Regions from separate parts of the Homo sapiens genome. Here region 1 is linked to region 2. A link is a loop called in an ENCODE intact Hi-C map of the cell type or tissue named here. Cell type or tissue: mammary epithelial cell. All regions are shown on one strand. Links, peaks and the distances in the headings refer to the core of each region. The heading gives the core; the rest is flanking DNA. Region 1 has its middle 110 kb from the start of MAB21L3. Region 2 holds the start of LOC112268235 (a long non-coding RNA gene).

Region 1 (16,504 bases), core at 3,292-11,291, 270 kb after region 2:
TCCATAGCCGCAGCACAAGGCAATGTGGAGGCAGGGTCAGGGGAGTGGGGCAAAGAGCTTAAAATGTTCAGAGAGGGAGGGATGACTTGACCTTGAGATGACCAGAGCAGGCTCCTGAAGCAGGTGGCATGTGAACTGCTTGGCCTGGCTTAAAAGATAGATATGATTCTGAAATGGAAATGGAGTGGCAACAGCAAGCTAAGCAAAGAGCAGTGACAACCACAAACCAAAGGGCAAGCGTTCAGGTGTGCATGAGGGGTTCTTCAGCTACCCATTCCTGACAGCACTACACACGGTGCATCTGCTCACTTCTGCACCCATCTGCACCAGCATCTGCCAGTCACCAAGCCTCAGGGCCCTCCTTGGTCTTGGAAGACATTCGAGGCATCCTCCAGCCCTTTGGAGTGAAGAGGCCACATGGCCTCGGAAGACAGGCCAGGCTGTGAGTCAGAGCCAGGAACCTGGGGTCTAATAACCTATTAGCAACAATCACTTACAGAGCCTTGCAGTTTCCAGAGTGTGCTGACCTATAGAATTTGATTTGATTTGATCTCATCTCATTTCAACTTTGAGGAACTGACTAAAGTAAGACATTAGATATGAAAATGGTTTGAAAAACCAGTGCTATAGAGTAGAAAACATCATTATAGCAACACTAACTCAATTGATTCAGAATTTGTGGACATTTGCACAAGGGTCTAGGCTGAAACTCTCTTTATGCTCAACATAACTGAACGGATTTGCTAAGCAAATTAACAGCATGGCCAAGATTGCTGGGAGACATTTATAACCGATGGAGGACAACTGTTTTTGGTAACTATTGTAGCACTACTGTAGGAGTATTGGACTTCAATTAATTTTGAACAATGCTCTTTTCATTAAAGTAGGTCTGGCAGGATTTCCTCAAGGCAATAAAACTTGGTTAGCTATTTGTTTGAGCTTCTCATATTCTAAAGAATAGGAAAATTGCTAAGCAAATTAATTTGGGGCCTCACTGAGAGAATTTGAGTGTTCAAGAAAAGACTGGACAACCATTTGACCAGGACGTTTAAGAGGAGATTCTGGCACCAGTTTTGCAGCTTGGACTAACTCTTCCTTTTCCTTTTCCCTAAAACCTACATAAAAGTTCCATCAACCAGATGAATGCAGAGTGATTCTGGGTAAGCAGGGGTGTGTCTGCTTGATCTCCTACCTTTACTCCTACTCCCCACAAAGCACCTTTGACTGGGCTCTGAAAAACTCAGTCCAAAACTTAGTGACATTTAAAACCTCTTTGATTCTATTGCTTATAAATAAATAGTAGCTAACTTATTCAGAGCTTATTCTGGTATATGTTAAGTGTGCTATTTTACAAATGAAGAAACTGAGGCTTAGAGAGTTTAAGAAACTGGTCCACGGTGACACTAACAGTAAGTGGTGGAACAAGACTTAGCTCGTGTCACAAACACAAAACACAGGCTTTTAGAATCATCTTCCTTACAGCTCATGCCTTAGTGTCTACATTTTCCATCTCTTGGCTGGTCATGGTGGCTCATGCCTATAATCCCAGCTGAGCCAGACAGATCTCCTGAGCCCAGGATTTCAAGACCAGTGTCTCAAAAAAAAAAAAAAAAATTATCTGTTTAGTAGGTCATGATTTAGTGGTGGTCTTACTTTCTGCATTTTTAATTATGTGTATCCTAGCAAAACTCAGAGGATGGGAACTCTTCTTCCAACTATATCCGTTGAAGCCTTAATAAGAGAGCTTGGTGATGTGGTCTGTGTCCCCAGGGGCCTGGAGCTTGATGAAGAAGTTGACAACAGCAGAGAAACTCAGTATATTAAAACCTAAATGTACAAATATGTACTATGTTTTAAACTGGATGCACCATGGTTGGGCATGGGGTCTAGAAATCAGACATTTGGGATGAATGTAGAGCTCAGCTGAACAATTTGTAGAATTTAACTTTGGTTATTTTCTCTGAAGGTCATTCATTTATCAGACATTCATTGAGCCCCATGCTATGCTAGACACTGAGCTGAATATTGAGGATATGGAAAAAAGAAGAGATCCCTGACCCTCAAGGAAAATGACCTGTTAAAAATATAATGATATTCAAAAATAATCATTATAACAGCCTGGGCAATGTGCAGTCGGAGCAGATGTGGCCACCAGTACTAGGACTCACGCACTGAGGGTGAGTCCAGTATTGCACTGCAGTAACAAGGGAGGGAGGGATCTTCCTTAAAGAGTAAGGATCAAAAAAGACTTCATCAATAATACTCTCATGAAAACTCACGCCACTCCAAGGGACACTGCTGTCATCTCACAGACAGAAAGTTGGGCCAAGGAGAAGGGCCCTGGTAAGAGATGCCCCAGTGTCCTTCTGCAGCCTCAGGCTTCCTGGGCAGCTGGCTCTTGCTGTCTGCATTTGGAGAATGGAACATGATGGATTGGAGGATTTGGAGGTTGTTCTTTCACCTCAGATACCTCTCACTTTCACAGAGGGAAGCCTCTGTGACCAAACATTCTCCTCTGTGGTCAAACTCCTTCTGGCTGAAACATCTAGTATTCTGTCTACCTGGGGAGTCCTCACTCACCAGGGCACTGTTTTCTGCTTCCAGGGTTCTTTGTTATTCTGATGGGAGAGAAGCTGTGGGCTTCCAGAGGGTAGGATGCAGGGAGAGGGTGACGGGCCTGAGGGGAGTTGAGTCTCTCACTGATGAAGAGCTTTGCATTCACCAGTTTTGGTGCTGGTGGTTACCAGATGCACTGCTGCATCCTCTCCTTTCAAGGCCCAAATGGTCACCGCTTTCCTCCTCTGGCCTTCTCTTAAATGCTTTGAATTTCAAAAAACAAGGTCTCACTCATGTAGCTTCAGGTAAGGGGCTTATTCCATGGGTGTGCTTGGCTATAAAAACAACTGAACTCTCAGGGGAACCCAGGGAACCTTGGCTTCACAGGTGCCAGAAGAGGGTACAAGAGCCCGAACCATAGGGACCTGGGACAGCAGTAGTCTATTTTTTCTCTCCATTATCTTGGCCCCAGAGGCTCTTCCATTTCGCAACATTGTGGAGACTCTCTCCTCTTCCCAGCTCCACCTCCCCTCCTCTCTTTTTTCCCCTCCTCCCCTCCCCTCCTCCTTCCCTCCTCACTTCCTCCCTTCCAGCCCTCCTCCCCTCTTCCCTTTAAATCGTCCTCCCCTTCAACCCTCCTCCCTGGCATTGCTTCTGGGAATGCCTGTAGCTTTATGCTGCCCTACAGCTTCTGCCCTATCAGGACTCCTGCTATCTTCATGGTCCTGCTTGCCCAACTACTCTGGATTTTGTTTTGGTTTTTTTCTCCTTTTCTCTTCAGTTTTTGCTTCCAAACCCACCAGCCTTTTTGGTCCAGGCAGCCATAGCCAGGTGACCAGAGTCACACGGTGTCACAGTTCCTTCTGAGGAAGGACTGTTCCTTACTGGAGGGCTGTGGACTGGTTTCATAGCCCCACCTCCCACCTGCTTGAGATGGGAGCTATAGGCATTGCTGGCGTTAGGGGACTTCTTCTGCCCAGTGAGGGCCTCTACTTTCAGGACAGAGACTTTGAGAGGGGAGGGCCCTAAAAATCACCTAGCCCAAAGTCCCCATAAGGCTTCGGTTCCTTGTACCACACCTGGCCAAGGCATCATCCAGTCTTTCTCCGTAGCTCCTGTAACAAGGAGGCTCCTCAGGCAGTCCAGTTGATGTGCGGTTCCCTCTGACTGTTAGTGAAATTCTCCTTCTGTCGAGCTTGAATCTGCCTATAGCTTTACTCATTGGTTCTATTCCATCCATCCAGGCCTTAATGGGCAAGTTTAATGCCCTTTGAATATTACGTCTTGTTAACAGAGGGTGGTTTTCTTGCATTTTCCCTTCAAGAACGAAATACCCCCATTTTCTACAAGCATTCCTTATGTGATTTATTTTTTACTGATTTTAGCACCCTAAGCATTCTCCCTGGAATGTGGTTCTATTTGCCTGTGTTTCTTCTAAGATGTAGTCCCAGAAGAGAAAGTAATTCTCCAGGTATGGGCTGACACATTCTCAGAAAGTGTGGCTAGGCCTGTTCCTGTCCGGATTTCTTTCTTTTCTTTTCTTTTTTTTTCCCTCACTCTGTTGCCCAGGCTGGAGTTCAGTGGCACCATCTAGGCTCTCTGCAACCTCTGCCTCCTGGGTCCAAACGATTCTCCTGCCTCAGACTCCCAAGTAGCTGGGATTACAGGTGTGCACCACCACACCCAGCTAATTTTTGTAATTTTAGTAGAGACGGGGTTTCGCCATGTTGGCCAGGCAGATCTCAAACTCCTGACCTCAAGTGATCTGCCTGCCTTGGCCTTCCAAAATGCTGGAATTAGAAGTGTGAGCCACCGTACCACACCTCTTATCCAGATTTCTGATTAGAGTTGTTCCTCTTGCACTTTATTCCAAGCATTAGCTCAGTGGTTTCCAGTGACACTGCTGATTAGCACATTGTTATCAGCAATACTTTGCTTTTGCAGTGTGCATATTATCAAAACCGTATCATACCCAGCTATTCAGGAGGCTGAGGCGAGAGGATCACTTGAGCCCAGGAGTTGAAGTTCAGCCTGTGCAAAACAGCAAGACCCATCTACCAAAAAATAATTAATTAAAATTTTTTTTTTAAAAGAAAAAAAAACTACCCATATCACCCAAAGACCACCAGGGATAAACCTGTAGCCTGACACACATACAGCAAAGGAGGATACTCCAGAGGACCTGCAGAGGCTGCTGAGCGGGGATCAGCTCTATACTGTTTCCTTTCCAAAGCTGGGAGAGGGAAAGTGGGGATAATTCAGTGCTATCTCGAGGCCAGGGCAGTTTAGCAATTGAGTAATCTCAGTAATAGAAGGATTTAACAAAGGGAGCCTGGGGGTGTTGTGGAAAGAAAAGTAGTAGTCACTCATTTTACAGCCACTGCATGACCTCAGGTAATACAAGGTCCCCTGTTAACTTTGGGGCTGATTTTTATCTATATCTGTCTCTCCAGCCTGATTAACTGGATTCCTTTTTACTTTTTCAGTCCAAAGTGACTTTCTTTTCACTCTTTCAGATCCTGACAATTGTTTACTCTTCCTGTGTCCTTTTTAGTATCTTTGTGGATTCAAGAATCTTTAGGAGGCAGATTTTTAAAAATGCATATCTGATCATCTCCTTCCCTAAGTAACATCCTTTAACAGCCTCTCAGAGCCTAGAGGGAAGTCTGAACTATCTTATGTAGCACACAAGGTTTTCCTCAGACTGGGACTGTTTCCCCAGCCTTGTATTCTATGACGCCTTCCCTTAATCTGTGAGATCCAGCCATAGAGAACCACCAGCAGCTCCCTGGACTGGCTGCCCTCCGTCCTAGCACACCTTTGTACAGATATTTTCATGGTTGGGGATGCTAAAAATAGTAATGACAAGAATAGTGATACTATTTTTTGATCACATACCATAGGTCAGGCACTTGCTAATGAATTTGCGTGCATCTTCATAACTATTCTATAAAATAGGTGCTATCATGATCTCCATTTTACAGATGAAGAAACTGGGACTTAAAAGAGGTTAAGAGGCGTACCCAAGGTCACACAGCTGATAAGTGACAGAGCTGGGATATGAATCCAGGATTCCAATGAAATGAATTATACTGTATATCCTCCTGTGTATATGACACGTTCCAATCATGTTTTAAAACTCAACTGTCACATCCCTTTAACCTTGAACTCTTCCCTGACTACTCTTTTCTAAGCGGTTGGTTAATTCTCCTCCACTGTATCTTATACATAATTGTGTTATATTACCCATCTCCCTTCTGTCCTGGGCATATGAGTAGCACCTACCCCCTTATCACAGCCAGGCACGGACACTGCTCGCCAACCTAGGCTGGAGCTGATTGAACAGGGAATGAATATCTAACCTCAAAGGGCTAGTCCTCAGGCTTGGAATGCAGCTGTGACGTCATGTTATATATCTACATCGAGAGCTCCTGGAAGGCTGTGTTGGCCATGGAAGCGCTCCACTCAGATGTCCTTCAAAAGAAGCTGCTGCAGGAAATGTAGTTGGCTGACAGCCTGCAGCTGCCACCTTTTGGATACACCATGGTATTCACATTTCTCCCAGTCTACCCTCAGCCAATGCACCCTAAGGAGTACGAAGTCTGGCCCATTTTTGTCCCATATGGGGCTCCTCTAGCAGACAGCCTTTGTTCTGGAGGCTCTCTGTTGACCCAGCTGAGATGTTCTCCACAGTGCACTGGGCCCATGCTCTTCCTTCCCTCCCTCCTTCCACAGCTGCCAGTCTTGCATCACAGTCTGAAGACTCTCCCACCTGCTCCTGCTTCCCTCCTTTATCTTTCATAAGCATTCCCTCCAATGTACTTATTGCACATCACATCCTGTTTTGGCATCTGCTTCTTGATGTAATACCAGGTATCATCTCTAGATACCTGGCACTTACCACCCAGACTGACACATAGCAAGTGCCCAGTAAATGTCTGCTGAATGAATGAAGGGAAAGGAGCAGTCTCCTTTCCCCAAGTGTTGCTATTTTTCCCCCAATCTTTTTTGTTGTTGTTTTGTTTTGTTTTTTTTTTTTTTTTTGAGATGGAGTCTCGCTGTGTCACGCCCAGGCTGGAGTGCAGTGGCGCAACCTCTGCCTCCAGGGTTCAAGCAATTCTCCTGCTTCAGTCTCCCAAGTAGTTGGGATTACAGGTGCCGCCACCATGCCCAGCTAATTTTTTGTATTTTTAGTAGAGACAGCGTTTTGCCATATTGGCCAGGCTGATCTTGAACTCCCGACCTCAGGCAATCTGCCTGCCTCAGCCTCCCAAAGTGCTGGGATTACAGGTGTGAGCCACTGCACCCGGCCACCCCAATCCATTTCTATATCACTTCCAGATTAATCTTCCTGGAACATGCCTTTGTGCATATGACTTCCTTTCTTTGCCACAGGCAAATAACAGGTTTTGCTCTTATAATCAAGAGAAAATACAAAGCCTTTTTAAAAAATGTGGTAATGCATCATAGAGATATTAATGATGTGGGATGCCATCTCTCTAATTGCATTATGGGTTTGGAAAAAAAGAAGAAATTAAAAGTGACAGGACCATTGAGTAATGGAAATGGATTTGAAAGTGTTTTTAGAAAATCGGAACTTTGCCAGAGTGAAAATGCCTCTGTGCCTTCCATTCCCAACATGATTCCTTTTAGAGTTCTATGTGGTGGGTTTGGGTATCTGCTTGTTTCCCTCATTATTCTACCCCGAAGAGCTCAGAATCCTCATTCATCCACCGAGGCACCAGTTTCCCCTATCACACTCTCTACTTCAGGATTCAATGTCTTCCATAGTCGCCCACTTCCCATAGGTGACATAGGGCTGCCACAGTGTTCAGCTCCAAGGAGGTATCCTTCCCATCACAGTTTCTGAGACTGGCAGCCCGTTGGCTGTGTAGTATACAACCCTGTGTAGATTCTCCTTCCCTAGGGCAGTCCTCAGGAGAACTTCCTTCTACCCCAGACTCTGCAGCTTGAAACCAACCCAAAACAATTCCTATGTGATGAGATCCGTTCTGCCTTCCCTGGCAAATTTCCTTGAGAAAGACTATGCATGTAGTGCTTTGGGCATGACAGTCCAGGAAAGGGGTAAAATAAGCATCATTTTGAAGCCTTAAACACAGTCTTTAGTTCTGCAAATACCATAATGACAGACTTGCATTCTCAGTACTAGGAAATTTTGTGGCACTGGAGCTTAGAAACGTCCTGGGCATGTAAGCATGCTTTATTCTTATTTGTGTCTGGGATCCAAGAAAAAAAATGAGGAGTTTGAATGCTGGTTCACACCGCACTCTCATGGAGGCAGAGAGAAGCAGCTCTACAACTGCATTTATGTGATGAGAAGGTGAATAAAATACATCTTTGTGGGTCCTCTGGTGCATTCTGGGCTATGGGAACTATGTGAGTGCAGCATCAGGATCACATTTTAATAAATCGGTGGCCTAGAGCAGAGGCAGAGGCAAGGCCTGGACAGATGGAATGGAGCCTCCTTGTACATAAAAGACTGGGTCAGAAATGCTCATGTTTGCTGCTGAAAATTAGAAACATAATAGGTTTAAATGATGTCAAGGGGTTACCTTGCTAGAACCACAAAATAGCATACATTAAGCTTCCTTGCACATACCCCATTCCCACCCCCTCCCCCCACCCCATTCTCTCTGGGTAGCTGTGAAGGGCCCTATCTAGCCATTCCTGAAGCCTAAGGCACGCTTATTCTCATGAAGTCAATTCCAATATTTGTTTCATATCCATATGCACCTTTATTTCACAGAATAAAAATATGAAGAATTCAAGTAAACATAATTTTTTAAGACCTCATATTTTTGGTAGGAAACAAGAAAGGTCTAGTTAAAGAATCACACTCAGTTTGTAAAGCCAGATTTTTCTTTTTTTTTTTTTTTGTTTCCACTCAATTTTTTAATTACTATACTTCAAAATAATGTCATTAATAAAACTAAATCACAAGCTGGGAAAGTATTTGAAACAACAATATTCTTTTTAAAATTTTTTTGAATTTTGCTAATTCTTCATTCTGGTCTGAAATAATATTCTTTTTTTTTTTTTTCTTTCAGAAGACAAGGCCTTGGCTATGTTGCCCAAGCTGGTCTCCAACTCCTGGGCTTAAACGATCCTCCCGCCTTGGCCTCCCAGTGTGCTGGGATTACAGGCATGAGCCACTGTGCCCAACCCTGAAACAATATATATATATATTTTAATTATTATTATACTTTAAGTTTTAGGGTACATGGGCACAATGTGCCGGTTAGTTACATATGTATACATGTGCCATGCTGGTGTGCTGCACCCATTAACTCGTCATTTAGCATTAGGTATATCTCCTAATGCTATCCCTCCCCCCTCCCCCTACCCCACAACAGTCCCCAGAGTGTAATGTTCCCCCTCCTGTGTCCATGTGTTCTCATTGTTCAATTCCCATCTATGAGTGAGGACATGTGGTGTTTGGTTTTTTGTTCTTGCGATAGTTTACTGAGAATGATGATTTCCAATTTCATCCATGTCCCTACAAAGGACATGAACTCATCATTTTTTATGGCTGCATAGTATTCCATGGTGTATATGTGCCACATTTTCTTAATCCAGTCTATCACTGTTGAACATTTGGATTGGTTCCAAGTCTTTGCTATTGTGAATAGTGCCGCAATAAACATACGTGTGCATGTGTCTTTATAGCAGCATGATTTATAGTCCTTTGGGTATATACCCAGTAACGGGATGGCTGGGTCAAATGGTATTTCTAGTTCTAGATCCCTGAGGAATCGCCACACTGACTTCCACAATGGTTGAACTATTTTACAGTCCTACCAACAGTGTAAAAGTGTTCCTATTTCTCCACATCCTCTCCAGCACCTGTTGTTTCCTGACTTTTTAACGATTGCCATTCTAACTGGTGGTATCTCATTGTGGTTTTGATTTGCATTTCTCTGATGGCCAGTGATGATGAGCATTTTTTCACGTGTCTGTTGGCTGCATAAATGTCTTCTTTTGAGAAGTGTCTGTTCATATCCTTTGCCCACTTTTTGATGGGGTTGTTTGTTTTTTTCTTGTAAATTTGTTTGAGTTCATTGCAGATTCTGGATATTAGCCCTTTGTCAGATGAGTAGGTTGCGAAAATTTTCTCCCATTTTGTAGGTTGCCTCTTCACTCTGATGGTAGTTTCCTTTGCTGTGCAGAAGCTCTTTAGTTTAATTAGATCCCATTTGTCAATTTTGGCTTTTGTTGCCATTGCTTTTGGTGTTTTAGACATGAAGTCCTTGCCCATGCCTATGTCCTGAATGGTAATGCCTAGGTTTTCTTCTAGGGTTTTTATGGTTTTAGGTCTAACGTTTAAGTCTTTAATCCATCTTGAATTAATTTTTGTATAAGGTGTAAGGAAGGGATCCAGTTTCAGCTTTGTACCTATGGCTAGCCAGTTTTCCCAGCACCATTTATTAAATAGGGAATCCTTTCCCCATGTCTTGTTTTTCTCAGGTTTGTCAAAGATCAGATAGTTGTAGATATGCGGCGTTATTTCTGAGGGCTTTATTCTGTTCCATTGATCTGTATCTCTGTTTTGGTACCAGTACCATGCTGTTTTGGTTACTGTAGCCTTGTAGTATAGTTTGAAGTCAGGTAGCGTGATGACTCCAGCTTTGTTCTTTTGGCTTAGGATTGACTTGGCGATGTAGGCTCTTTTTTGGTTCCATATGAACTTTAAAGTAGTTTTTTCCAATTCTGTGAAGAAAGTCATTGGTAGCTTGATGGGGATGGCATTGAATCTATAAATTACCTTGGGCAGTATGGCCATTTTCACAATATTGATTCTTCCTACCCATGAGCATGGAATGTTCTTCCATTTGTTTGTATCCTCTTTTATTTCCTTGAGCAGTGGTTTGTAGTTCTCCTTGAAGAGGTCCTTCACGTCCCTTGTAAGTTGGATTCCTAAGTATTTTATTCTCTTTGAAGCAATTGTGAATGGGAGTTCACTCATGATTTGGCTCTCTGTTTGTCTGTTATTGGTGTATAAGAATGCTTGTGATTTTTGTACTTTGATTTTGTATCCTGAGACTTTGCTGAAGTTGCTTATCAGCTTAAGGAGATTTTGGGCTGAGACAATGGGGTTTTCTAGATATACAATCATGTCGTCTGCAAACAGGGATAATTTGACTTCCTCTTTTCCTAATTGAATACCCTTTATTTCCTTCTCCTGCCTAATTGCCCTGGCCAGAACTTCCAATACTATGTTGAATAGGAGTGGTGAGAGAGGGCATCCCTGTCTTGTGCCAGTTTTCAAAGGGAATGCTTCCAGTTTTTGCCCATTCAGTATGATATTGCCTGTGGGTTTGTCATAGATAGCTCTTATTATTTTGAGATACGCCCCATCAATACCTAATTTATTGAGAGTTTTTATCATGAAGTGTTGTTGAATTTTGTCAAAGGCCTTTTCTGCATCTATTGAGATAATCATGTGGTTTTTGTCTTTGGTTCTGTTTATATGCTGGATTACATTTATTGATTTGCGTATATTGAACCAGCCTTGCATCCCAGGGATGAAGCCCACTTGATCATGGTGGATAAGCTTTTTGATGTGCTGCTGGATTCAGTGTGCCAGTATTTTATTGAGGATTTTTGCTTCAATGTTCATCAAGGATATTGGTCTAAAATTCTCTTTTTTAGTTGTGTCTCTGCCCGGCTTTGGTATCAGGATGATGCTGGCCTCATAAAATGAGTTAGGGAGGATTCCCTCTTTTTCTATTGATTCGAATAGTTTCGGACGGAATGGTACCAGTTCCTCCTTGTACCTCTGGTAGAATTCGGCTGTGAATCCATCTGGTCCTGGACTCTTTTTGGTTGGTAAGCTATTGATTATTGTTCCTTGAAGCCTGACTAAAACTGCATTTTCCTTAAGACTTAATGTCAAAACTGAATTCCTTGTAAGATTTTTGTGGAAAAAGACACAAAATGTGGCATGAGTGTCGGGCTGTCTGGAGGGCACTGTCAGGACCCTAATCTTGACACTAATACTGGCCTGAATGACTGGCTGGGGTAGGGTGGGGCCAGTGCCAGTTCCCAGGAATGTTGCTGCCATGGTTGGAATGTCGGTTTCCCAAAGCACTTCCTTTCCCCTCAAAGCAGTGAGGCTTGGAACTGGATTCTGTAAAATTGCTATAGAACTGAACTGAGCTGGGCTTCCAGGCTTCCCCACAGGCATGGCCAGGGAGTGGCAAGAAAGAGGAATCCCTTCCCTGCACAGATTCTTCATGAATGTCACATTTATAACCATTTTTATAAGATGAAATTGTGGCATGATGGTTGCTTAGCCTAGGTGAAAATTCATTGAGAAGCATAAGGAAACCGAAGAGTTTGATCAGTTTGCAATTGACTCCTATACAAATTCATCCATTTGTATGAATCTGTTCAGGCTGCCAATATGAAATACCATGGACTGTGTGGCTTAGACAACAGAAATGTATTTCTCACAGTTCTACAGCCTGCAAAGTCCAAGATCAAGGTGCAGGCCAATTTGGTTCCTGGTGAGGGCTCTCTTCCTGGCTTGCAGAGGGCCACCTTCTCTCTGTGTCCTCTCATGGCAGAAAGAGAGGAAGCAAGCTCTAGGTTTCTCTTCTTATGAGGACACTAATCCTATTGGATCAGGGCTCCATCCTCATAACCTCATTTAACCTTAATTACCTCCTCCTAAGCCCCATTTCCAAGTACACTGGAGGAGTTAAGACTTCAACATATGGATTGGGGGTAACCCAATTCAGTTGATAATAGTGGTCAAACAGCAAGACACTCAGGGAAGGTGGTGCTTTTTGAGGTGTTTGCTGCCCTCCCAGTCAAAGTCCCAGGCCTCAGCCTCTGGCCTGCCCACCCCCAGGCTCCCTTGCCCCATCTTTTTTTTTTTTTTAAATTTTTAGTTCTGGGATACATGTGCAGAACATGAGGGTTTGTTACATAGGTATACATGTGCCATGGTGGTTTGCTGCACCTATGAGCCCATCACCTAGGTTTTAAGCCCCACATGCATTAGCTATTTGTCCTGATGTCCCTCACTCAACAGGCCTCACTGTGTGTTGTTCCACTCCCTGTGTCCATGTGTTCTCATTGTTAAGCTCCCACTTATGAGTGAGAACATGTGGTGTTTGGTTTTCTGTTCCTGTGTTACTTTGCTGAGGATGCTGGCTTCCAGCTTCATCCATGTCCCTGCAAAGGACATGATCTCATTCTTTTTTGTGGCTGCATAGTATTCCATGGTGTATATGTACCACATTTTCTTTATCTAGTCTGTCATTGATGGGCATTTTGGTTGGTTCCATGTCTTTGCTATTATGAATAGTCCTTGCCCCATCTTAGAACCTGGCTGTGTTTCTGCCACACCACCCGGAGAGGTGGGATTGTAGCTCCTAAAATGTGGTACAGGAACACAAGCTGCAGAGCTGTCAGAATAGCAGTCTGTCTTGATGAGTCTGCAGCACCTAGGCATTACCCACTTGTCCCTGTCTGCCCTCATGGCCAATGGCCAGGCCCTGGAATGGGGAGAAACTTAGGAAGGAAGAAGAGGAAGCAGAGAGTGACAAATCTCATCTCTTACTTAACAGAAGCAAGAACACACCTGGGACAGAAGGAAGATGACTTATAAAGTCTGCTCTTGGGCGGGCTTCCTCATACATTTCATAGTTTTCACCATTTAGGATCTTGGGGGCCTTTGCATGTCTGGCCTAGGATGTGGAGAAAATTCATCATACGCAAAGGCCAGGTTTGAAGGCTAAATAAAAACAGGTGTGAATAAAAACATGGGATTTACCTCAGATTACAAACAGCTCAAATGATAGCCACAGAACTGTCTCCAGTCCCCTTCATTCCTCCTTTTCACCCTGGAAAACGCTGTAGCTTCCACCCCTGCTTTCCCTCAGCCTGCACCCCACCCCGCCACTGTGGCTGCTATCCTCTCTCCACCTTTGCTTTATAGCAGTGAATGTCAACGCCCTTCAAAAGCTCAGGGACATCCTTCCATTGTTAGAGTGTCCAGCCACACCACTCAGGCTGCACCCACTCAAGATTTTATTCTTCTAGGGGTAAGTCACTGCTGCCGTCTTGCCCATGTGCTTCCGCAAGTAGATAAAGGAAGAAAAAGGAAAGTTGGTGCTGGGCCAACTCATGTAGCACTTTATGAGTCTGGGTGGGTTCCTGGCTTAAGTGTCTGAGCGGAATGGCAAAGGCAGTAAGGGGAACAATCCTATCACTCTGGACAGGGGCAGGAAGTCATGCCTCTCTGGTGGTGGGAGGTCACATGGGGTAAGGGACCTAGGATGGTGTCATTAACAAAGCATGACTTTGGGCTCCAACAGACCTGGCTTGGAAGTCCAAAATTCTGATCCAAGCATCCTGGGCAAGTCACCCAGGTTTGCTGAGCCTCAGTTTCCTCATGTGTATACAAGGGGTCCCCATCTCCTTCGCAGGGTTGCTGTGGAGGCTAAAGGATGTGATCCACTTAAAACACCTAGAGCAATGCCTGGCATGAAATAGGAGCTGGGAACACATTAGGTTCCCTCTTTCCCTCTCCTATCTTCCTCCTCCCCGTCCTCCTCCTAATAGGAGAGAAATCATCCCTATACACGTGTACTGTCCATAGAAAGGTTCAGAAAAGCATCCAGCCATCCCGCAAAGGCAGGCTGCCGTGCACACGGAGGGCATATTTCTCACTTGGAAACAGAAACAGATGGGAGAAAATACGGGGACACACGAACACATGTGCCTCTACTGAGGGGGACCTGAGCACACTCATTTGTTTCACCTCAACACTGTACTTGCAATGATTTATTAGTTAATTCTCACATCTTGGACTTGTGGCAGGAATTTAAATTCCCTTTTAAAAGCAGCTCTTATCATGATTCAACTCCATTATCATTATTCAATATTTATTATGTTCAGGACCTTCTTTCAGATGCAATATATTTACTTCAGTCTGGAAAGCTGAAGGCTGAGATGGGCTGCTTAAGATGCCCATAAAATCCCCAATAGCACACAGAGATGGAAAAGCAAGTCCTAGTTGACCCAACCCCAGTGTTGTAGGTTTAGGAATGGGTCAGTGACATTTGAGCAAAAGGACTTTTAGGTAAAATGAAAAGAAATGCTTTTTTTGTTGCCAACAAGTATTAAACTCACAAAACTCACTATCCAAGAGGAGTTGAGTGTGAGCACAGAAAGCATGTCAAAAGAAGTTTCAGGTAAATTCCTGGTGCCGACCTCTGTGTGGGGTGCCCTTGGCCCTCTGAACTTGCTATTAGGAAGACAGCCCAGCATCTTGTGGGGCCTATAGAAAGAGAACACTGTACTCTTGGGCCTTGTGGTTCTGGCCCATGCAGCAATTCATGTGCCCATGGGATTGTCCTTGTGGATTTCTTAGATTTGTGATTTTCCAATGTTGTTCATCTGAATTTGCAGGAGGAGGAGGAAGGGATCCTGGAGAAAAGGGCTTTTCAGCAGGGGGTAATTTCCCAGGCAGCATGCTGAACAGTGATTTTTTTTTTCTGCTTAAAACTCCAAAGATCTACACAGTTTTAAGACTGCAACAATCTCACAAAAGCACGAAGCATTTGTGTTGGAAAAGAGTTGTTGGGCCATTCCACTTACTGCAGCTTCTACCCTGAACAGTTTTGTGCAATGGCAATTAGATTCAGAAATAGAAACAGTGACAGTGCTAGAAATGCAGTTGCTGAGCTATGTATCTTTGAGGCAAAAAAAAGTCTATGTACCTAAGGACTGAACATTTTCTCATTTATGCAATAAAATGTTTGGACACCAACTCTGAGCCATGTGCTTGGGATATAAGGATGAAGAAGACACATAGCTGCCTTCTGAGAGCTTATCCAGTGGGGGCAAGAGGCAAATAGCTGCAGTACTGTAGGTGTTATGAGCGCAGGGAGGACAGAGGGTCCATCTTCACTTGCAGGAGTTAGGACATGAAGGACAACTGGTAGTTCTGTGATGGAGGTGAAAGGGGAGGAGAGGGTTTCAGGCAGATATAAGAGTGAGGAACATTGGGGAAACTAGCATGTACTATGGGTAGAGTTCAGGCTGCCCCAGAGAAAGGGGGAAGGAGGTAAGTCTGAAAAGAAAAGAAGACAAAGAAGACATTGAGGGTGGTGGTCTGAGCTAAGGAACTGGGCTTTGATCTTAGAAGGAAGCTGGGAAGAAGTATGATCGGATCCTAATTTTTGGTAGATCATCATTTGAAGGCCTAGCTGAGGATGAGACTGGAAATAAGGAAATAAGTTCAGTGACTTGCAATACCTAGATGAGGAATGACTGGGGAGAAAAGCAGAACACCGAGGTTAAAGATGTAGAGGCAGATCTGAGAGTTATTGAAACGGAGGACCAATAGGCCTGGGTTGCCAGGGGCGTAATGGGGAGGGAAAGAAGAGGGAGAGATCAGAAATGACTCCCTGGTTCCTCTGAGTAGATGAAGGTACCATTCACTGAATAGTAACTGAGCGGTAAGGGAAAGATGTGACAGAAAATACTGATTAGGGCTTTTAACATGTTGCCCTTGATTTCTGTATGAGGCAGCCACACACAGATGTCCATCAAACTGTGTACATGCAGTCCCAAGATCAGGAGAGTGGTGTGGAGATCCCAGATCCCAGGGACATCAGCAGATGGAGGTAAAAACTTGCTGTTATGGTCTGAATATTTGTGTCCTCCCAAATTCATATGTTGAGACCTGACCCCCAATGTGACAGTATTAAGAGGTGGGGCCTTTGGGGAGCAGTTAGGTCATGAGGGCTCTGCCCTCTTGAGTAGAGTTAGTGTCCTTATTCAAGAGACCCAAGGGAGCTTGTATACCCTTCCTTCTTCTTCCATATGAGGACACATAGAAGCCACCATCTATGAGGAACAGGCCCTTACCAGATACCAGATCTGCTGGCACCTTCATCTTGGGCATCCCAGC
Region 2 (16,504 bases), core at 3,915-11,914:
GGGTTGACAGTGTTTAAAATTATATCCAGAGCTGTCTAATTTGCCTATTGCTCTAGGCATACTGATCCTCAGGAGGTAAGATTGGATGGGTTAAAGTGGACAGGCTCAGGGGCTGAGACTGTCCATCTCTCTGAGAGTCGGGGGCAGCATTTATCAGGGGCCTGTGGTCAGCCAAGCTTGGCTTGGGCTCTGTGGGAAGATAAAACCAACTGGCCCAGATGGACTTCTGTGGGGCCTGGATACTGTTGGGAAGATAAAGCACATAAGCCCGGTAAGAAAAAAAAAAAAAAAAAAAAAAAAAAGCCCAGGAGAAGGAATGCAAGTGATTCCAATGCAATTGAATTAAGTACAAACTCACTAGGAATGGGGGGGGGGGTTTGATTGGCGAAGGGGTTAGTCAGGGGTGGTTAACCACAGAAGATTGAGGAGGTGAACTTTAAGTTGGACTTGGAGGTAGAAGAGAGAAGTTAGGGGAAGCATTTGTTTTATATTTGGGTGGGGTGCGTGGGAGTGTGGATAAGTGAAGTGTCACACACACACACACACACAACTTTGAGTAGGAAGAGGGTCAAGATGACCAGGTTGGCCTAGACAAGTCAGTACTAGCTTAAAAAGTCACACTCAGGATTCCTGCAGCACCTCCCCCATACCCACCCCCACCCCAATGGGCACAGCACTCCCTCTTCTCTCCAACGCAGGCCTCCTGTCTGGGGTGCTATGATCATTTCCATAGCAACCAATTGCTCTGTGACAGAGACATAATTCTGACTCCAGGTAGGTTATGAACAGAAGAAACATATGAAACCAGTAAGTGACAGAGATCTAGTTTTCCAGTAAGTGCCCTGCTAATAAAGAAGAGAAAATGCACAAACTAAAAGATAAATGGAACAGGAATGAGCAAATGCTAAATTTTCTATGAGGCATCAGCTGTTTGTTTGCTAAAAACAATAGCAACCTAATAGTTTCAACAAGAATGGTGCTGGCAAGGACAGCTCAGAACAGCCTCTGTCAGTCTGCAGAGTAGGGGCGATGGCAGAGCCCGGGTATGCACAGTGTCAGGGTTGTGAGGCAGAAAGATGCCTTAAACGCATCACCTCAATCCTGCACACATCCCTAGTGCCTTTATTGGAAAAGCTGCACTGCTGCTGCTGTGAATCCAGCATGACCTCGCCTTCATTCATTCATTCACTTATACATGCATGCATGCATGCATATATTCAAGAACTCATCAGTGCTAGGTAGGTTACTAATTAGAAATAATTGGGAGAAAAGTCTGAATTACTAGGTATTTTAGAAGCAAAGCTTTCTTACTCTGAAAGCATGGCTGAGATGGTGCCTTCAGCAGGGACTCAGAGAGTCTGATCCAGTCTGGGTCTGCCACTCACACTCTGTATAACCTTGTGCAAGCCACTTACCAGTCTTGGTCTTCATCTTGTAGATGAGGTGATTGGTGATCTATGTGATGCTTCCAGATCTGTCTAGTTCAGAGGCCTGCTTTAAGTGTCTAAACGGTTAATGTCAGAGTGAGTTGATGTGTTCGGTATTTTCATAGAGCAGAACCAAGACTGTTTACTCATTTACCATTTATTTCCACCTTCTGTTGATATTGATTGACCACTTACTATGTGACAGTCACAGATCTAGGCATCAGAAATAAAGGTAAGACGTGATGGTGGCTTCAGGGCCCTCATGGCCAGGTTGGGGGACAGGCAGGCCCAGGCTCAGACCCATAGGGCACAAGCTGGTCTCCAAGTGTGGACAGAGCTCATCAGGTGTGGGGAAGGGCACCTCCACCTGTGGTCAAGAGCTCTCTCCACACCCTGGATGGGGCTGGAAGGAAAGGCAGGAGGCAGACTCAGAGAGGAGGAGCTGCATGGAGAGGGGGTGCTGAGGAAGCCCCACATGACCCAGGAATCTTGCGGGGAGCGGAGAGTAGAGAGATGCAGACAGGCCATGCCAAGGCCCGTGCTCTGACATCATGGTCATCCTTCTCAAAGATCTGGAGATTAACAGACCACATAGAAGAAGGGGCAATAAGTTAAGGAGAAAGAAAATAAGCAGAATCCCAGGAGAGAAGAGCATAAGGTCTGGGCTTTGTGCAGGCATATTTGCCTCCAGGGGAGATACCAGTTGCTGCCTAGTGCTGTCATCACTAAGGCCTGGGGTGAGGCTAAGAGGTGGACACCTGGGGAGGAGCTGGGAGTGAGTGCCCAGACTGGGAAAAGACTAAGGGAACATACTAGGCTGCCAGAAAGCCTGGAGCTTTCTGAACTCACCTGAACCTTCTGAGCTTTGGGCAGGGTGCTTTAGTCTGCCCTAAAACCGGCAGAGGGCTTAACGCATGGTTTCAGTGCAGAGCAATGTCCATCTTCTCTAAAACACCCAGAAAGATTTGGTGAGTGAATTACAGACTGTGGTGCTAAGGGGAGTCTTAGCCAAAGAGACAACTACTTGCCTTTGAGTTTTCCATGCTTGTCTACTTAACAGAATCATGAGGACTCCCATATCCTCTCCTAAAAATTAACCAGTTAATTATTCAACACGCATTTTGCAGCAGCTAGTTGGTATTATTCGTTATGCTACAAATTCTCAGGGCTCAACAGAGGCATTGTTCATGTCCTTGAGGAGTTTATAGTACAGCTGGGAGTTTGCGTATGCAAGTGAAAGTTTATATGCACTAAGTTATATCTATTAAGGGCTAAACCAGGAGTGCAAGCAGAGAGGATTACAGAGGTAGAAGAGAGAGAGCGCGTGTGAGACTGTACATAGTCTCTTGGGACGGGCTGATCAGGAAGTCTTCATGGAGAAGGTGGAATTTGTGTGGGTTTTGAGGACAGCTAGATGGAAAGAGGTCAGAACAGAGATGTGTTTGGGAGAGACAATGCTCTGCAGTAGCATTTAGCAGCTGCTACTTGTCTGAGAGGAAACCTGGGCACTAGCATGGAAAGAGGACATTTTCTGACATTGGAAATACACTTCAATGTCAACCTCGATCCAAGTTTGAATCCTGTGTCTGCCACTTAGTAGCAGATAGGCCTGGGCAAATTCCTTAACTTGCCTTATCTAAATTGCCCCATTTATACATTGAGAGTGGGGATAATGTTGATCTCAAAAAGCTATTGGGAGGATAGAATTAATGTGACAACAGGTAAAACACTTCCAGGAATACTTATCCCTTCTCCCTTTCCTGGCCCATCAGGAAAGCTGCATTTAAGACCAAAAGGAATAATTATTCCAGAAGTCCTCTGAGTGCCCTTGTAGAAGTAGATAAACAGATTGATCAGTGAGAAAAAAAATATGTTCTCATCCAGCCTGTGGGGTGAGTTAACCATGCATGCTTTTCTCCGGATGTTTGACTTCCTGAATCTTTCCTGAACAATGCCATCTCTGTCCTGGCACCCCTGGCAAGCAGTCCCATGTGAGACAGGTTCTTGTCACATGTCCTTTTCCTGAAATGAGTCACTAGAGAGTGGGCTGTAGTCATAACCTTCACCAGTTAAGGGAGGTGAATGTGGATTGGAATGAACACAAACACGGTACTACTTGGTGCTTAATGTTCCTTTCCATCAACATTTTGCCCCAGGCCTTAACCTTGCAACTCAAAAAAGTAGGGTCGCATAATGAATGGGATAAACTGAATGACCGCTTGTAATCCACAAACAAAGGGCCTTTCAACAGCCTATGGTCGGAGGCCTTATCTATTCCAATCAAATCTAGCCAGTTGCAAACTGGAGAAAAAAATGGGTGATCCCAGTGAGAATTAGTCCCAGAAGAAAATTGAAAAAGACATTTTGTTACCTCCTCAGGAAAAGTGATAATGAGCAGAGAAGGGAAAAATCTAAATAACTGATGCAAAGACAAAGAACTGAAACTGAGAGAATTGGATGCATGTCTTCCCCCTTTAGTTGTATAAGCATAAACTGGTTTTATGACGGCAAGCATAAAATTAAGATCAGCAGTGCACAAATCTCTGTGTAACCTTCAAGACCTTTTATTTCCCCAAATTAGAAGTGACCTTAAGAACTGATGGTGTCTTCACCCTGGGCAGCTATGGTGGTGGAGCAGAAAATAGTAGACTGGGATTGGGACAGGCTAAGTCCCACCCTTCACCCTGGCTGGGTGACCTTGGGCATACTCACCCTTGCTTTTCTGGGACTGAGGGTCTTCATCTGAGAAATGAATCATTTTTCTTGATAATTTACAGTTTTCTTTCAAATCCCTCCACACCCCCACCCCCACCAAGGTTTTTATTTTTATGGCAACTCAGATCTTGAACCTTAAAAAAAAAAATAAAGTAGAGAGGACAGCAATCCTTACCAGTGTCACTCTATCACCCTATACAGCTCCTCAAACACAAGCCCAGAAGGGGCTTCATTTTGGTGGAAGTCCTGGGCCTACATTTGTATATTTAAGTGGAACCCGAATACTTGCTCCCAGAGTGGTGTCAGTGGTCACCCCAACTTTCCAAATTCTGGCAGGCACAGCAGGTCATTCTGTGAGCTGTTCTCATTCACATCCTATTTCCAACTGGTTCTGTTCCACGGAGCCCCAGCTGTACTCTGCAATTCAGTTCTACCAACGCTCATTGCATGTTGCTGATATGGCAGGCACTAATGTGAGATGCTGTGAGCAAGCAAGCATAGCCCAGCCCCACTCTAGTAGGGAACACAGAAATACTTGTAATGTGAGCCGAATGGAAGCATAATGCCCTGTGGCAACACTTAGGAGGGTGACGGTCATTCTAGCTTGGGCAAAGCTTCATGGGGGAGGAGGCCTTTGTCCTGAGCTTTGTGAGATGGGTAGGATTTAGGCAGGCTGAGACAAAGGAAGAGCATGCCAAGCAGAAAGAAGAGCAGGAAGGAAGGCATGGAGGCAGAAGTGTTCAAGTCATATTTAAGGAGTGGCACTTGCTGGATCTCCAAGTGTCTTCAGAGTGATGAGCTTAGGAATTCAGGGAAAGGCCTTGTCATAGAAAGCCTTCAGGATTCTAAGGAATTTAGACTTTAGGGCAGAAAATGGGAAACCATGGACATTCTTGAGCAGGGATATATCATGGTGGGACTTGTGCCTCAGGAAGAGCAATCCATCAGCAGAAAGGCTTGGAGAGTGAGTAGAGGCAGAAGAACAATGAGGGCATTATTGCAAAAGTCCAGACCAGTGGTCACGGAGGTCTGAAGTTTAGTGATGAGACCAAAATTGGAAAGGAGGGAACTTTGGACAGGTGCTGTAGCAGCAACAGAATGGAGGCTCTGGGGCTTATGGGGTATGGGGATTAAATTCACACTGAGGCAGGAGAGTGTTGAGAGGGAATCCAGCCATCTTCTCTTCCTGGGCTCACAGGGTGGTTTATCCTGGGGGTTGTTGTGCAGCAGTTCTCTGATGTCAAAAATGAGCAGGCTTAGGGAAATTGATCTACTTTGGTAGAGATTGTGGGCTGTCCACCAATATCTAGCTACCTTACTTTATTAAAAATAGAATCCTTAATTTTTAGCTAGGCAAATGCCTCCTACCCCTAGTTGGAATAAAGACATTTTTCAGTTTTCTTGCATCAGAATGGGTTTGCATGAGTACACCTGGGCAGTGATTTGTCAGACTTTGGGAAAATATGATTTTTTTGTTGGCAAGAAAGCAGCCTGGATGGAGCTCCAGTGACCATCTTAAACCACTAGACAAAAACTCATGTTGAAGATAATGGAGCTATAAGATAGTGACTGATGATGACTGTAGAGTTGCCATACTTGTCCCAGGCTGCCAACATCTGGATTTCATTGACATGGGAGAGAAATAAATGTACATTTTATTTATGCTACTGTTTTGTCTGTTTTATGCAACCAAATCTAACCTAATCTTTGTCCATATAACAAAAGTCAAAAGAGTATAATGCAAACTCATTTATAACTTTTTAACAATGGAAATATATGTATCTCATCTAAGGACACATCTTCCAAGGATTTTAGCACCCAAGAAGCCAAAGTATTCATTCAAAGATTGAGGGGTGACCAGAGTCTTGGATGGGGCAAGTCCATCAGGTCAGTTCTTGGGCTTTAGTCCATCAGGCTCTATAGAAACTTCACCAACTCTCTTTACTGCACAACCAAGCCCTCCACTCTCATGAGAGGGGAGCTCATGTCCTCTAAGCCCCATGTCTCTTTCCACTGAAAGAGCACTGCTCTCAGATTCCCATTTTCCCCAATTCTATTCAATTTGTGTCTTGTTAACATAATCTTCCTTTAAATCAGATGCAATACAACTGAGGATGACTCAGGTCTTGGAGTTGGAATCGGATCTGAGTCCTGCCCTTTCTATACTTGACCTCTTAACTGGCCAGTGACTCATTTACACAAAATATTTTGGGTTGGTTTGGCAAGTGTTCACTGCTTAGATACTTTACATTCAGGATGTACTTTATCATATTAAGAGTATAGGGGATACATTTTCTTACATACTAACTGTAGGGGACAAGTACAAATGAATAGCCCAAACCGAGGCTGATGTTAAAGGTTAGCTGCCGGGGAGGATGGAAGAACCAGTCTTCATTCCCCAACCCTGTAAAAGACATCTAGAGGTGAAACTGGTTTTACCAGGAAGATGTCAAGATCAGTTTAAGCCTGCTGAAGTGGAGGTTCTAATCAATATCTGATAATATCTAAGATGTATTGAGCACTTGCTTTCTGCCTGGCAATGTTCTAAGCACTTAGATTCATCAAACGCATCACCTCACAACTACATGAGGCAACTACTCCCAATACCCCCACTTGCAGACAGGGAAACTGGAAGCTAGAGATGAAGCAATTTGACCAGCATCATTCAGTTAGCAAGTAGAAGAGCTGCTACTTGAATCCATGTGTTTCTCATCGCAGAGCCCTTAACTATTACCTTAGTTGTTCTTAGGGAGCTTAACAAAATTTCCTTCCTCACAATCTCCCTCTTATCAGAATGTATTTCTTCTCTATGATGCCAATTCCATACTTGATGCTTTATCTGAGAAACCTTTACAAACAGGCTGGTACTTGCCCCTTCTCAGGTGACAACATTTTAAGTTTGATAGAGGTTTTGCAAAGGTGTACTGATAAATCCACTGGAGGAAGAGTTACGGGTGGAGAAAACTCTTAATCTGTAGCCTTTGCCAATTTCCATGGTGTAAATACTCCCACCATGACCAGTGCAGCTGGTAAATTTCCTGAATATTTGATGATTGCCTCCTGCCCAGCAGCTCCAGCACACCACTGGGCCGAGGGTTCTATTATAGCTAAGAGTGCCCACGCTGGCTGGGAATTCTGGGAATCCATGGCCAGCCTGAGAGAGTTCTGGCATGAGAGAGCCTTGCAGTCCCCTTCAAGGCATACCTGTTAGGGGGGTCCCCAGCTTCTTTTCTTCAGCTATCTGGCCCAGGGCATGCTGGGAGGTGGTGCTGTGGCCCACAGAGAGGCTACAGACCTGGGCTCATGGCCCAGTCTCCCTCCTGAGGCTCCAGCTCCCCTTCTGGAAGCAGCGCTGTGACCAGCAGGTGGCAGCACTCTCACGTTCAAGAGTCTGTGCCTCAGCAAAATGAGGGGCCTTTGTTCTGAGCCAGAGGCTGTGTCACCAAGAGAAAGGCCCTGAGGGGCCAGCTAATCAGCCTGTCCTTAGCTGACCTCCATCAATGTGAGCCAAGTGGACAGTCTCTGGCAGCGTGATACCATGAGAACAACCTTAGCAAACAGCAGAGACAGCACAGTCTCAACCCACCCCTGCCCATCCTGAGGGCTTGGCCTGGGGAGGCCTCATAAAAACAGGTGGGGCTCCATTCAGGAAGGGAGGTAAATGCCAAGAGTGGCGCTTCCAGTGCTAAGGAGGAAAAGACTCCTGCTTGCTCCCACCACCAGCTATGCTGTGGTGCCGCCTTCCTTCTCTGCTGACTCCATGGGTGCTCAGTTCCCACCAGGTGACCAGCTGTTCCAGCTTGCCCAGGACTGTCCTGGTTTTAGTACTGAAAGTCTCAGGTCCTGGGAAACCCCCTGTCCCCAGACAGCAGGCCAGCTGGCCATCTGAACTCCCAGTCCCTGTCCATGTGCAACGCCTGCCTAGCACACAGTAAGCACTTTCGAAGGCGTTGCTGTTGCAGGAGAAGGCAAAGCAGAATTCAGGTGGGACTATAAGAGCTGACTGACCCCGATAGACAGGTTGGTTAGTTAGTTAATTGGTATTGATTGATTGATTTAATTTATTTAGAGGCAGGGTCTCACTCTGTCACCCAGGCTAGAGTGCAGTGTCACGATCATGGCTTGCTGTAGCCTTGACCTCCTGGGCTCAAGAGATCCTCAAACCTCAGCCTCCAAGTAGCTAGTACCACAGGCACATGCCACCATGCCTGCCAATTAAAAAAAAAATTTTGTAGAGATGGGGTCTCGCTATCTTGCCCAGGCTGGTTTTGAACTCCTGAGCTCAACTGATCCTCTTACCTTGGCCTCCCCAAAGTGCTAGGATTATGGGTGTAAGCCAACACACCCTGGCCTCATTCCATTGGTAAAAGCTGCTCCCTTTGCTTTCGGTCAGAGGTAGGAGCCAGAATGTGTGAGGGGAAATCCTCAAAACAGTCCGTTTCTTCTCCAGCTCACCTTGTATCTTTGACCTCCCTCCCTCTTCCTTCCCTCTCATGCTCGCCCGCCTGCCTCAACAATCTCACCCTCCCCAGAGTCCAGAGGCAGAGAACTCCGTGTTCCAAGGAAGGGTGGAGCCTCTTAGAGTGGGCAGGTGGCAGGGCTGGTAAACAGGACAGGCCAGAGGAGGGGTTGAGGCAGGCCAGGAGGCGCTTCAGCCACCTAGACATGGAGCAGCGGGATTTAGGCAGCCCAAAGAATCTGTGCGAGGTTTCCTGGAGCCCTCCCCCTCCTGCCCCCACATCCAAGCAGGGATGTGCACATTCCTCTTTCCTCCTCTAGCTCAATGTGCTGTGGCTTATCTGCTCACGTCACTGTTGACCCCTCCAGATGGTTCACTTGGACTCCCAGTGCCTAGCTTGGGGAGTCAGGCACGGCAAACGCCACCCTGTGCTATGGCTTGAAGGAGGCCAGCAAGCTTTGCTTAAGCCAAGGCATGTGTGAGAAACTTGCAAATCCTTCTTCCCTGCTCTGGACATGGGGAGAAAAGGCAGACTTCTTGCCATGGCCCTCAGGTTCTGCACAGACCGGCCCTTGTCAATTCTCCAGGCTTATCTTGTGCTGTGTTTCCCAGCACTCAGTGTGGCCATCATCCTGGCCTTCTGCCAGGCCCTGCTAATGCCATGCTCACTCCTGCCTCAGAGTCTTCACTCAGGCTGTTCTCTCTGTCTGGTCAAGAATAGCAGGCAGGGTCTGGTTTAGACATGGTCGTCCAAGAAGCCACTGTGAGCAGGGGAAAGTGAAGCTTTGATCTGGAGGATGTGAAGGGTCATGGTGTCCACCTGGGGAGGAGGTCTGCTCTGACAAGCACACTCCCTGTGGTGGCACCAGCTCTCTGTCACCCTGTTAGGAAGGAGTTAATGGGCATTTCCAAAGGCAAACTTCTCATGGGCTTTCTGTTTTAAATTTTCTATATAACTGACCACTCCTCATATCAAACTATCATACTCAGCGGGTTTGTATTTTCATTCCACTGGTGACAAATTAATGCAGGCATAGCCCTATTCTGGATAAAAATTGACCATCTCAGTGAAATCCTGCTGACTCCTGTCTCCCAGCCAGCACTTGGATTTGGTGGAGCCTGCATTAACCCCAGGGTCTCAATAGAGATTCTTAGGTCTTGGAGATTTCTACTAAAAGGCCCACTCTTCCACCTTACAGAATATAGGTCAGAAGTTTGGGCTACTTCAGCTGCCAGATCATAGTAAATAAATATTGAGTTTATTGAAGAAATACTGATTTTATGACATAGAGTTTGCCAAGTAAGCCAAATCCTAGATACAGTGCACAGCAACTCTGGTTATTAAGATATAGATGGAAACCCAGGCTGGCAACTATAGTCCCAGCTACTCAGGAGGCTGAGGCAGGAAAATTGCTTGAACCCAGGAGTTCAAGACCAGTCTGAGCAACACAGCAAGACCCCATCTCTAAAAAACAAAACAGTTCAAAGCTTTGAGGAGGTGGTGAAAGCCTTTATTGGTGTTAAATACTCCATCTCAAGAGCTATAGAAAGATCTTAACTCTTCCAGAGAGGCCATAGCCTCTGTGTAAAGCACACTGTGTAAGCTCCATGAAGGACACCCAGGAGGCACGCATGCCCAGAGAGGAGCGGCACCTGCTCCTCCCCTACCCTGGAAAGAGCCAGGCCATGATTCCTGTGGAAAGTGCTGCACCTCACCCAGCTGTGAGCAACCTCTTCCTGGGTCCTTGGGGGTGGGGAAACCAAATCCCTGGGTTTGAGTAGTATTTGGTCTTTTCCAAGAGCCTGTGTCTATGTCTGCTTGCTTTTTGGGTTAGCTCCAGCCAATCCCTGTTATCTTTCACAGAGGAAGAAGTATCCAGCTGTTGGGGAAAGTCCCAGGATCTGGGGCCCCGGGCCAGTTACAGGGATGTTGGGTTATGGCTGCTCTTTTCTTTCACCTATTTGTCTAGAAATGCAAACTATTCAGGTTGCCCATAGCAAAGAGGCCAAGGTTGGGAAGCTAAGGCATGGATGTGGTGAAGGAGAGTTGGAGGAAAAGGCTCAAAGAACCTCTGTTGGTTTTTGGGGGGTGTGACTTCAATCTTGTTCCTTCATTCCTACGTGGCCGAAGAGTCCCCTTGAGTGACCTCACCTTCACCCAACCCCCACCCAACCTGCTTATTCACCTACACTGACACCTGCCCTTCAGTAAGAAGCCCCACCCTCCCCAGAACACAAAGTTCTCCCTAGAGTCTGGGAGGAAGATCTGGGGTGTGAAGGGATGAGGGGAGGGCAGTCAGGGCTGGAAGTGAGAGGAAGAAAGGGATGGTTTTATTGCTCCTCTCTCGTACTCTGGCTCCTGCCAGAGCTAAGGTAGCAGGTTTTAAAAATGAAATGAAAGCAGCTCTTGCTTGTTAGAGTTGGTCATCCTCTGTAGGCCCCTTTGACTCGCCTCTCTCCTTCAATAACACCAACTCCTGCGGCAACATTTATTGTGTGCTCACGGGGGCCAGGCATTTTGTGAGGCTCGGGGCTGGGAGTTGATGCTGTGTTGGGGTCAACAGTCAAGGGGACAGCTAAATTCCAGCACAGTGAGGTTTGGGCCACAGTGAGTGGTGGAAATATAAAAGCTCCCCTCTGAGAATTGGAAAGCATCATATTTTTAAACAACTGTTGCTGGAGTTTACCTTCCTTCTTAAAGGAACCCCAGCTGCCTGTTCCCATGATGCCACTGCTGGAGTCTCAGCCCTGAGGTTGGGCAAGCCGGGGGTTGAGACTGTACCTTCTCTGTTTACTGAAGGTGTTCCTGTCTATCTTACTGCCTATGCACTGTGGTCCCCACAGCTGAAAGTCAGTAGGCAGAACAGCTGGCCCGGTAGGACCCATTTCTTCAATGAAACAGCCTATGGCCCAGACAAAAGCCCCTGCATGGGTGGGTGGAGGCTAGGATGCTCTGGTGAGCCCCTTGGACGCCATTCCTGTAGTGGTCACATTGGAATCAAGTCCATTCACCGATGGTCTTAATGTGGACAGAAAATTGAATTTATTAATGGTAGATGTAAAAATATAATCAAACATTTCCATCCATATCATTGAGTCCTATCCAACAATAAAAAGGAATAAACTATTGATACATGCAACAACGTGGGTGGATCTCGAGGCAGTTATGTGGTGAACAAAGCCTATCTCAAAAGGTTACATACTGTATGACTTCATTTTGTAACATTTTTTAAGTGAAACAATTATAGAGATGAGGCACAGGTTAGTTGTCAGGAAGGAGCAAGTGTGGCCACAGAGGACAGCACAAAGAGTGGCTTGTGATGAAACAGCGCCACACAGGTGATAAAATTGCATAGAGCTACACACACACACACACACATACACACGCACACACGCGCACACACACGAGTACTTGTGAAGTCTGAATGAGTCTGGGTTGTACCAATGTCAGTTCCCTGGTTTTGATAATGTATTATAGTCATGCAAGCTGTTACACTGGATTGGCCTAGTGAAGTGTCTGTGGGACTTTCTTGTCAATTTTTGATTGTGGTAAAATATACATAACATAAAATGTACCATTGTAACTATTTTTACAGGCGCAGTTTGTTGGCTTTAAATATATTCACATTATTATGCAACAAACACCACCATCCATCTCCAGAGGACTTTTTATATCTTCCCATACTGAAAGTTCATACCAATGAAACAACTCCTCATTCCCCTCACCTCCCAGCCCCTGACAGACACCATTCAAATTTTCGTCTCTTTGAATTTGACTACTCGTATAAGTGCCTCATCTAAGTGGAATCACAGAGTTTTTATCTTTGTGTAACTGGCTTATTTCTCTTAGCATAGTGTCTTCAGGGTTCATCCATGTCATAGAAACATATCAGAATTTCCTTCCTTTTTAAGGCTGAATACTATTCCATTATCTGTATGTATAGTAGCCCATCCCTGCTTATCCACAATTTTACTTTCCTTAGTTTCAATTACCCACAGTCAACAGCAATACAAAAATATTAAATGAAAAATTCCAGAAATAAACAATTCATACCTTTTGAACTGTGAGTAGTTCTGAGAGGTATAATAAAATCTTGCTGAATCCTGCTAAGGGCATGAACCCTCCCTTTGCCCATCGTGTCCACTCTGTCTACACTCTCCACCCAGTAGTGACTTAATAGCCATCTTTGTTGCCAGGTTGTCTGCCCCAGTATCGCAGTGCTTGTGTTCAAGTAACCCTTATTTTACTTAATAATGGCCCCAAAGCACAAGTGTAGTGATGCTGGCAACTCAAATATACCAAAGAGAAACCATAAAGTGCTTCCTTTAAGTGAAAAGGTGAAAATTCTCGGCTTCAGGAAAGAAAAAAAATGATATGCTGAGGCTGCTAAGATCTATAGTTAGGAATGAATCTTCTATCTGTGAAATTGTGAAGGGAAAAAAGAAATTCGTGCTAGTTTTGCTGTCACACCTCAAACCGCAAGTTACGACCACAATACTGGTAAGTGTTTAGTTAAGCTGGAAAAGGCGTTAAATTGTAGGTGGAATATGTGAACAGAAATGTGTTCCCACTGACAGCAGTTGGGTTCGGTACTATCCACAGTTTCAGGTATCCACTGGGGGATCCTGGAATGTATCCCCCCAGGATAAGGGGGGACCACTGTACCACATTTATCCATTTATCCATCGATGGACATTTGAGTTGTTTCCACCTTTTAGCAACCTTCTGTGGATTTATAATTCTTTGAAAATAAAATGTTAAAAAATACAATCAGAAATGAAATCTATGAATTGGCTCACTCTTTCACCTACTGAGTATGTAAACTAGTGTTTGTTGTTGACCTGTTGACTTTTGTACAGTTCCCATCACAGAGACGATTTAAGCTTGGTAGGCCATATAGAACCTGATTTTTTCTTTCCTGCTTTTAAAGAAGCAACACGTATGATTGTTCAGAGGATAGTATGTGATATTCAGTGAGCTTTAATTAACCTGGCCCATGACACTATATACATGCTTAGATCAAGAAATAAGAAAGGAAATTCAGAGGTCTCTTGCACTGACAGGTGATTTCAGGAGAGACAATGACATTAACATTGAGCCAGCTCCTGACTATACAGAATATGAAGCCATTCTTTTTTTTTTTTTGAGATGGAGTCTCACTCTGTCACCAGGCTGCAGTGCAATGGCGCGATCTTGGCTCACTGCAACCTCTGCCTCCTGGGTTCAAGTGATTCTCCTGCCTCAGCCTCCCGAGTAGCTGGGACTACAGGCGTGTGCCACTATGCCTGACTAATTTTTGTACTTTTAGAAGAGACGGGGTTTCACCATGTTGGCCAGGATTTCTAATGCAACCAGGTAAAAGTAATTAGCAGGAGAGGGGAATGCTTGGCTTTGGAGGACTCATTTGCATTGCAAAGTATTTCCCATTGGTGGCTTGGCCAGGCATTCCTTTGTCCAGCCGTGTAATGGTCTCAAGACTGCGGAGCATGTTCACGCACAGCATGGACACCACTTCATGTAGGGGCACTGGACTGCCTAGAGTTGGAGGAAGGGACCCTGTGAGTAAGCATGACCTCATCCTGGGAGCTGCATGGCGGTGGGCCTGCAGGTGGGGAGGAGAGGGTGGGCGCTCACAGGGCAAGACAGAGGCTCAGCAAACAGAATGTGTATTGTGGCTGACGCCATTGTCATCTTTCCAAACTTGTTTCTGAAAGGCATCACATGGAGAGGGGATGCTGACAGGGATGACACAGTCCCAGCTCCAGAAACACCGTCAGCTGAACCCAGGGTTTTTTCATTTTTGTGTTTTCTCATGGAGGTTTAGGGGCTTAGTAAACCCCTTTATGTGTATTTTTTTTCTAGGGATAAACCCCATACCTTTCCTCAAATCTTCAAGGTCCATGACCTCCCGACATGTAGAACCTTATGCTAATAACTGCTCCTGGGAGACCTCTCCTCAGGAACTGACTTGACCCACCTTCCTACCAATGTGGCAGGAGGAAGTCCCTAAATGTGCTCGAGCCTGTTTGATCCAACCCCTGTGGGAGTCCGTGTTCCTCTCTCCCCACTTTGCCCTGTCCTTCCCTTGTTCTTCTCTTCCTTCCCTGTCCTTCTTTGGCTTTGCTACCTCTCTTCCCTTCCCATTGTTTTTCCTCCCCCCTCCTAGGTTCTCACATCGCTTTCCTGTTTCCCTCTCCTGCAATATGGATTTGACATATTAATCATTACAGCAACTGCTAAAATTCCACTGTGCTTCATTAATCCGGAGGAAAATACCATGTCAGCTGGTAAGTGCTGTAGGGTATGCTCATATGTTTTTCCTGGGGTCCATGGTAGTGGAAATTTCTCCATTTCTATGAGTAACAAAACAGGAGGCCATATGGAAGGCCACGGTGAGCACGGGTGGTGGATGGACACAGGGAGGGTGGGAATGTGGGTGGGCACCAGTCCCTGAAGGCATTAAGTCACCCATCACGGACCCTGACAGACCCTGGGCTGTTCAAGGACTCTAGTCAGAGAGGTTGAGTTGTAAAATCCTATTATGGTTGCCAAGACCAGAACAGTGTGACTTTAATAAGGTTAAAGTTTGGCATTTTTACAGCTTTCATTATGATAAGGTTTTCAGTCACATGACGGGGAAAGAGCTAGAGAGGGTCCATCCAAACACAGCCGGTCAGACCTCAAGGTCTCCTGCCAGCTCCCCAGGGGTTCCTCATGCTGCAGGGCCGGCTTTCTAGCTGCAGTTTCTGCCCTGCTGGTGGAGAAAGCCTGCTCCTATCTTTGGCCTCTGGGACTAATTGGGGAAATGAATTCAGGCAGCTATTTTCAGACAGAAAGAGCCCTTGGCTGACTTAGAAGCAAATGCCCCATTCTTTGGCCAAAGGTGTCACCCTGACCTTGGTCAGCAATCAAGCCACCAGCTACAGTGAGAGCAGAGGAGACTGTTCTCCTCCCAAAGAACTGAGGGGGTTCCATGCTTTGGTTAATACCCTCCAGCCTAGAATACATACTCTATTGTCCATCTGGATTTGTCCATCCTTCAAACATCTGCTCCTCTGGGAGGCCTTTCCTGATTTCATCCTCCCTTCCTGGCCCCAGGAAGAATTCATCCCTTCTCACTCCCATGGAGCTTAGGCCATACTTCTCAAGCAGCAGCTATTTCAGTGCCATGAGTTCCTTGAGAAAGTGCCTTCAGCCCCACTAGACCCGTAGCTCTCCATTTACGATTCACCTGTGCCTAGTTTTTCTTTGAATACTCAGCCCATAGTACAGTGCCTAACACACAGTAGGTGCCCATAAATGTTGACTGAGAGAAAAATTTAGCTGAAGGCACATCCCTTACACTGGGAAGAAGGCTTAAATGTCATGTCCTCCATGCTTGGATCATCTTTGCCCATGAAGAACAGGAGAAGGTATAATTTCGAAATAGGTTACTAGTTTCTCAAAGTTGGAATTTGCATGGGTTCCTGTATCTATAGCATCTACCATCATGTGTCCACTAGTGTAAATTTCAAATGCATTAATGGTCTCATCTATATCCATTGTGTCATAATGTCGACTCATTTAGAAAATTCTTTATTCAAACTGGACAATTCAAATCAACACCATCAATTATATAACTACCCTGTGTCACAGCCAGCACTAGGCCATTCAGAAATACAGAATTAAGAAGTCCCTGTCCAAAGGAGTAGAGTCTAGTCGCCAAAGAGATATAGTCAAGTGTTAAGTGCATATGAGGTCATGGTTTGCATGCTGGCTGTGTGCTGTCATGCAGGCACACAAAGATAAGGGCACAGCATGTTCCCTTGAGAAGTTTATGGTCCAGCTGAGGAGCTAAGCCATTCACTAATAAAAAACACCAAACCGCAGCTGAGCATACTCAGGTATACAGAGATCCCTTAG

Evidence for each region. Hi-C counts contacts between places; a loop is a spot of excess contacts. Peaks named below come from ENCODE experiments on the same cell type or tissue, not always from the same donor. Only the 100,000 strongest peaks of a DNase experiment are listed, where the experiment ranks them.
Region 1: it touches region 2 in a loop (5-fold over the local background); 4 of 110 quality-filtered maps call a loop at or near these places.

What each region holds. Positions count from the first base shown.
Region 1 is chr1:116,208,652-116,225,155 of GRCh38, reverse strand. No RefSeq gene overlaps it. Among named protein-coding and RNA genes, the nearest start is that of MAB21L3, 110 kb to the right of the region's middle. In mammary epithelial cell, for the core only: CTCF peaks have their summits at 6,101 (motif pointing left) and 7,862; no DNase peak of the experiment used is centred there.
Region 2 is chr1:116,476,437-116,492,940 of GRCh38, reverse strand. It overlaps LOC112268235 (a long non-coding RNA gene), which reads right to left and starts at 13,719. Exons shown (of 2, transcript XR_002958352.2): 1 at 1-13,719. LINC01762 (long intergenic non-protein coding RNA 1762) reads left to right here and starts at 14,115. Exons shown (of 4, transcript NR_125972.1): 1 at 14,115-14,160; 2 at 14,769-14,889. RefSeq lists enhancers at 9,093-9,593, 14,111-14,670. In mammary epithelial cell, for the core only: a CTCF peak has its summit at 7,507 (motif pointing right); DNase peaks (open chromatin) are centred at 6,300 and 7,530; H3K27ac peaks cover 301 bases.